Regions from separate parts of the Homo sapiens genome. Here region 1 is linked to region 2. The links are chromatin contacts, found by Hi-C or POLR2A ChIA-PET in ENCODE. All regions are on one chromosome and are shown on one strand. Each heading gives the region's core, a stretch centred on a gene start or an enhancer-like site at or near the end of the contact. The rest is flanking DNA. Distances are from core to core; before and after follow the strand shown. Region 1 holds the start of LINC01936 (long intergenic non-protein coding RNA 1936). Region 2 has its middle 13 kb from the start of LBH.

Region 1 (3,116 bases), core at 595-3,094, 130 kb before region 2:
CAGTGTCTGTGGACAACATGGCAGTGGGTGGAACCGGGAGCACTAGAATGGCTGGCAGAGGAGGTCCCTGAGGAGGATTGGCCAAGGAAGCACAGGGCAGTGGTGTGAACTGTTCCCTCTCCTGTACTTCACAGTCATCGGTCATCCCCTGCTCCTACCAAAGGGTAAATGTTGGTTCCGTCAGCTGTCTCGGGTCAGTGCTTCTTTAGGGAGTATGGGGAGAGGGACACATCATGTGTGGGATGAGGCCGCATGGAAAGCAGACGACATCTGCAGGGGACACATCTATGAGGGTGTCTATCACAATTCTCCCAGTCTAAACAAGAAATGAGATTGGGAGACATGTTGCTCTGCAGAATTCCCAGGGGTTGGAACAGGAGGATGAAAAAAGGCTTGAAATTCTGACTGCAAGTGGGAAGAGAGCACCAGGCAGTTGACCCGGACGCTAAAGGAAAAGGTGAGCTCAGCGGCTTGAGGACTTGGTGACAGCCAGGAAGCAGCTCTTGGGGACCCTTTTGACTTAGCTCCTGATTCCCTGCCATGCTGGCGTGGTGCAATGCATTCAACAGATTCTCAATAAATCCCTAAAAATAAATTATGTCTTGCAGGGGCCATAGAGAGCCAGAATACTATGTAATATTATGCATGGGAGGAGCTGGTGCTGCAAACCAAAGTCAAACCATGCACAGGGAGCTTCGAAGGATCTTCTCCCTTTTCAGCCCCTGCTAGCTCAGTGGACTTTATCTCTTTCCTTCTTCCCTAGGCCTTTTCTCCTGAGTAAATTCTCTCCAGTGCCTGATAGCAGTTTGTAAACTTTTTCCCAGATGACTGCTCTCTATAATCTATAATTCTCATCAATTATATATGAAAATATACACCTATATCTAAGGACATATATATATATATTTATATATATAAAATATGTAAATATATTATATATAATGTATATAATTATATAGAGATATATTTTATCTTTCCTCTGTTCCTTTAAAGCAAATCACTCCCACTCCCACTGCCTTTTTTTTTTTTTTTTTTTTTTTTTGAGACAGGGTCCCGCTCTATTGACCAGGCTGGAATGCAGTGGTGCAATCATGCCTCACTGCAGCCTCTGCCTCCCCGGCTGAAGTGATCCTCCCACCTCGCCCTGCCAAGTAGCTGGGACTGCAGGCACGCACCATCACGTCGGGCTAATTTTTGTATTTTTTGTAGAGATGGGGTTTTGCCATGTTGCCCAGGCTGGTCTTGAACCCCTGACCTCAGGTGATCCACCCGCCTCGGCCTCCCAAAGTGTTGGGATTACAGGCGTGAGCCACCGCGCCCCACCTCCATCTTCTACATGAGGATAAGGAAGCTCTGAGAGGTTAAGTGACTTGCCTAAGGTCACTCAGCCAATGAATGGTGGAGCCCAGCACTTAGCTCAAGCCAGGCGGCGTCACCGCTCACTGCAGGCTGTTCCCACGTGGTCAGGCGCAGGGTCTTTCTGCCTCATCACTGAAGTGGGGACTTGAATACGGCTCTTCCTTTTCTTGCATCCTCCATGTGCCCTCCTGGTAAACCAGATCCCCACGGCCTCAGCCGCTCTTCATCGGCCTGACTTGGGCTTCCAGAGCCTGCCCAGCCCACGTGGGGCTGGTTTGGCAAAAACTGGGCTCTAGATTTTGCTTTAGCTGTTTTCTTTTCCACTTCATTGTTTCCGTGGGATGTCTGCCTTCCCAAAATAACACCGGGGCATTCCAGGTAAACTCAACATCCGACGAAAATCCCCATTCAGCGGCAAGTCCGAAGGGTCCTGGTTTTTGCTATTGTTTTCCTCCCTTCCTCTGGCTCAGGCGGGGTAGGCGTCTGGGACAGGTTCCCGGTGGAGCCTGGATGGAGGGGGAAGCAGGAGGAGGAGAGGAGGGGCTTGGCCAGCTCCAGCCAGCCAGCTGATACTCCCGCCCTCTGCGCTAGCACTGGAGGTAGCCCTGAGCTTTCCCTTCTCACTTTGCTGGGGAATGTTCAAAGGCCTGTAGGAAAAGAACTGGGCAGGGTCTTGTGCCCTACTTCACTTTTATCAGAGAAAGAAAATAAAACCAAGGTGGCCCCTAATTCTGCTCTGATTTCTGGAGGCAGCATGGATGATATCATGGAGAAGCACTGGCTTTGGATTAAGCCAGAGCTGGGCTGAATCCTGGCTCTGGTGCTTACCAGCTGTAAGCTGTAGCAGCTGTAAGTCCATAAACAGCTTATGTGTTCCTCTGAGCCTCCATTTCCTCATCAGTAAAATGGGAGTGATAGTGTCCCTATTAGAGCAATAAAGACAGATGAATTCAATGCCCCAAATAGGACCTGCCCCATAATAGGGGCTCAACCCATATAGAATAGTTTTCTCTGTACTTCCTAGGATATGGGAGGAGGGGGAGTTGCTTACTTCTTCTTTGCTTTTTTTTTTTTTTTTTTTTTTTTAAGACAGAGTCTTGCTCTGTCACCCAGGCTGGAGTGCAGTGGTGCGATCTTGGCTCACTGCAACCTCCGCCTCCCCGGGGGTTCAAGTGATTCTCATGCCTCAGCTTCCTGAGTAGCTGGGATTACAGGCATGCAGCGTCACTCCCAGCTCATTTTTTTTGTAATTTTAGTAGAGACATGGTTTCACCATGTTGGCCAGGCTGGTCTCGAACTCCTGACCTCAAATGATCCACCTGCCTCAGCTTCCCAAAGTGCTGGGATTACAGACAGGAGCCACCGCACCTGGCCTTCATTGCTTTTTGATGTCATTATTACCCAAGTGCTGAGAAGGTGCTGTTTAGAGGCCAACTTAGAGAAGTGGAAAAAGCAGAGAGAGTGTCGTCAGACAGGTAGGGCCCATGCCTTACTTGTTTATGTATGTACCCCTAACAGAATTTTGTAAAGCTATCCACTGTCTACCCCCAGCACATTTAAAAAATGAAGTTCAAAAGTTAAGTAGCTGCAAAAACTGTGGTTTCTGGCTTATTGTAAATATTGATATTTAAAACCTACTGTGACTTCACACTTTAAAATGGATCCAGTGGAATGTAACATCGACAATTTGGTAGCCCCTATCATCCATTTTAAAATTTATGAAAAAGCTGATTGGCATTCAGGAATTTTACATCTTT
Region 2 (3,403 bases), core at 692-3,191:
GCAGTGCTGTACGTGCATTTCTTTAACTTTTGCTTTGTGGGTTGGGAAGTCAGAGTTTGATTTGAAAGTGTACAGGACCTTACAGCAATAAGGTAGCAGCCACACTGGGCTTTGTCCTCTGTTATCTATTATTTTTCCTTTCCCTCTATATTCTATTTTTTAAACTTTGTTCTATTTTATGTGGTTTTTGTAAACTCGGATACTTTCTGTAAAGATGTAAAATATAAAGAACAAAATTACTTATGTCTTCTTTGGAGGCCTTCAGTTTGTCTTGGGACGTGGCGCTGTATTTTCCTCTGTGCAACAACTTTCCAGGGACGGAATTGCTGTGGACTTCCAGGAGGGCCCAAATCTGGCCTCCCCACACTGCAGTACAAATCATGGCTGCATCTTGGCACCACTAGGAATGAGGTTGCAATGTTAATGGGTCCCTGGAGCAGACTGACTTGTTGAGTGGTCACCAAAATTCAGGTCTTCCAAGTTTTCAGACTCTCCAAGGGAGAGTCTCACATTGTCCTCACTTTTTCCTGATTATAATGAGTGGCCAGGGACAGCCAGTGGGGCCACCTCACTCCTTATGATCCAGACATGACTCAAGTTTCTACCTGAAAGCTGCCTGGGTTTTGCAAGGACACACCACCATTCTTCAAGGTATTTAAATACCTCCAGGTGGGTCAGTCTGGTTATATTTGCCTTCACTTTGATGTTTCCACGAGCTGGGGCTTTTTTGTTTTTGTTGCTCTCCTGGAGTCCTGAATGGCCCTTACGAGGCATTCTTTCCAAGCTGACACATCAAAGCAACTCCTCCTGGTATCAAGAACTTTCTCCAACTGCGTGTCCTAGGGGCGAACACATCAGCACCAGAGGGATCTGAAAAACCAGTCTTGTCCACCTTTTGGAGCTACTCTCTCTTTTGAAGAGAGGACCTCCTAGGCCAAACCTAGATAACCAGGATTTCTGAATTCCTGAGCTTGGCCCTGACAATGTACGGACGAAATTACTCATTTCCAGGTGCCAAGAGGGCCGATCACCACAAGCAGACAACACCCGTCTCTACCACAGGCGTTTATTATCTTTTGTCTTTGGGTTATTTCAGATCACTGTGAAAGGAGGGAAGGTAGCAATGAAATCTTTTGGAAATTACACATATAATGCATGAATTAACCTCTCTTAGCTTCAATTTCCTTGCCAGCCAAGGAGGGGGCGGGGATAATAACACCCACCTTGCAGAGTTGGTGTGAAGAGTTACAAGAGATGATAGCAAACATCTGGTACGACACCTGCAGCCTGCATCAGTGCTCCTTAATCAGTAACTATTTTGACCGTGTAAAATGCATACAGTCATCTGAGCATTAAGACTTTGCAAATTCAGAGAGTGGTCCACAGACCAGCACCCTCGGCATCACCAGCCGCTTGTTAGAAAGGCAATTTTCTCAGCCATCCCAACCTGCTGAATCAGAACCTGCATTTTAATGGCATTCCCCAGGTGACCTAGTAACGCACTACAGTTTGAGAACCCTTGATTTAAGGGACAGGAATTTTACCTTTGAATTTGGCGGTGATGGCATTTCTCTTGGCAACAAACAGACAGTTAGTGAGTCCATCAATCAAGTTAAGGCAATATTTACCTAACACAGCGTGCTCCTGGGCCCGAGGCTCACCTTGCTCACCTGCTCTGCTCACCTGCCTCCCGCAGTCACCTGCTCAGTGGCCAAGACTCCGGGGAGATTGCAGGCTCCTTGTTTACCAGGCAAGCACAGATAAGGTTTCTCACAGCCCCACCTGAGCTCCTGTGCCAAGGTAAACTTGCTGTCCAGAATGGCTCCCTGACTGGAAAATGTGTCAGTCTATTTATTTCTCACTCCCACTGGAAAAAAGGTGGGGTGGGGGAGTGACTGGTCATGATGTCATTCTTTCCACGGAACTTCTCAAAGGCATTGCATTTCTCGGTGACTTCCAGGCGCTGCCTGTGTGTCTGCACAGTACGGAGCACAACTGGCCAAGAACGGAGTTTCTCTTCCTTCTCTCACCATGCTGCCCCTCCTCCACCTCCTGCTGGGCCTTTTATTCCCTGTGGGCCTTGCAGGCAGCCCTAAAAAGGAACCTGGAAGCCATGAGGTGTGGGAAAGTTTTCTTGACATTTCTCCCAGAGGTGAACTGCAGAGAAGTGGGAAAAAGGGTGAAGTGATCTTTCTAAAAGCCATACAAAGAATCAACGGCAGTTGCATTCATCAAAATTCTTGCTTACATTTCTCTGGAGAAAAGCTAAGATTTTCTCATTGGGTTTCTGTCCCCAGATTGATGGGAAATGCTAGCAGACAGCACTGGAGGAAATCTGGGCTCACCCAGAAATCTGGGCTTAATCAATGATTTCTGCCATTCATCCTTTTTACCAGGAGGCTCCTACAGCTCCACATTGCTTCCATCCCAAGTCAGAGGCACTTTCTGAAAACACAAAAGTTAATAAATTAAGAGAGGGGCCTTGCGCAGGCCAGTACAGAGAATTTTCGTGAACGAAGAGATAGAAAGCCAGTCCAATTTAAAAGTATTACAATGTTTTTGATAATATTTCAACATGTAGATAAAATCAGAGACTGATACAGTGAATAGGAGTGGACCCATTTTCCAGCTCTATTCTCCAGGGTAGACTTGTAGTAACAAACAACCCCCAAACCTCAGCGGCTGACAGCACTCATCTCCCTCCCATCCTCCCATCCTCCTAGGGTTGCCTGGGGGTGTCATGCTTGCTCAGGGACTGGGGAGGACAGAAGCTTTGTCTCTGGGCTGCCATGTTGGCCAAAGTTTTTGTGCATTGGCTCAAGAGGCCAGAAACACAAGTCAATTCCAGTCACATTTCATTGGCCAAGGCAAATCTCTAGGCTGCTCCTGATTCAAAATGGGTGAGGACATAGAATCCTACTATGGGCCTGGCAGGCAGAGAGCCAGAAATATTTGGTGGGTAGCGCTAATGATGGCCACATCAGCTTTAGCAAATATTAACACATTGCCTTATTTGCTTCATGTCTTTTTACTTCAAAGAAAGTAAATATCAGCGATACAATTGAGTTCCTCTCTGTACACCTCCCTCATCCCATTTTCTTCCCTCATTTCCCAGAGCTAAGCACTGTTTTGAGATCAGTGTTAATCATCTTCACATGTGTTTTTATACTTTTACTATTTTTACTACATTTTTTATGTATCACAGACATTGCAAAGGATTATTATGCCAGCTTTTAAATTTTATATAGTGTATAATCATATCTGTAGTATCACTATCTTCTGCAATATTCATTTCTCCCTTAGCATTACAATTGTGAGATTTTTATCTATGCTGACACATACTGTGTTGTATTCCATTGTATAACTCTAATACAATTTAATTATTCTCTTGTGGATGGACATT

What was found. Hi-C counts contacts between places; a loop is a spot of excess contacts on that map. ChIA-PET counts read pairs that join two places held with the same protein, here RNA polymerase II (POLR2A). Pooled maps may share reads with other maps.
Region 1: a loop to region 2 is called in a pooled map, with 2.1 times the contacts of the local background. The contact joins the promoter of LINC01936 here to the enhancer-like site in region 2. A Hi-C loop is called at or near these places in 10 of 168 maps with a recorded cell type or tissue (B cell, CD4-positive, alpha-beta memory T cell, Caco-2 and 7 more), 20 of 37 single-sample maps with no recorded cell type and 18 of 50 pooled maps. POLR2A ChIA-PET finds 5 or more read pairs at or near these places in 13 of 52 experiments (CD4-positive, alpha-beta T cell, CD4-positive, alpha-beta memory T cell, GM12878 and 9 more).

What each region holds. Positions count from the first base shown.
Region 1 is chr2:30,345,374-30,348,489 of GRCh38, reverse strand. LINC01936 (long intergenic non-protein coding RNA 1936) reads right to left here and starts at 1,844. Exons shown (of 2, transcript NR_122048.1): 1 at 1,375-1,844.
Region 2 is chr2:30,216,374-30,219,776 of GRCh38, reverse strand. No RefSeq gene overlaps it. Among named protein-coding and RNA genes, the nearest start is that of LBH, 13 kb to the left of the region's middle. RefSeq lists an enhancer at 637-1,836. Within about 2 kb of position 1,941, at least 11 of the 41 ENCODE cell types and tissues checked have a DNase peak (open chromatin) inside an H3K27ac peak, as active enhancers do.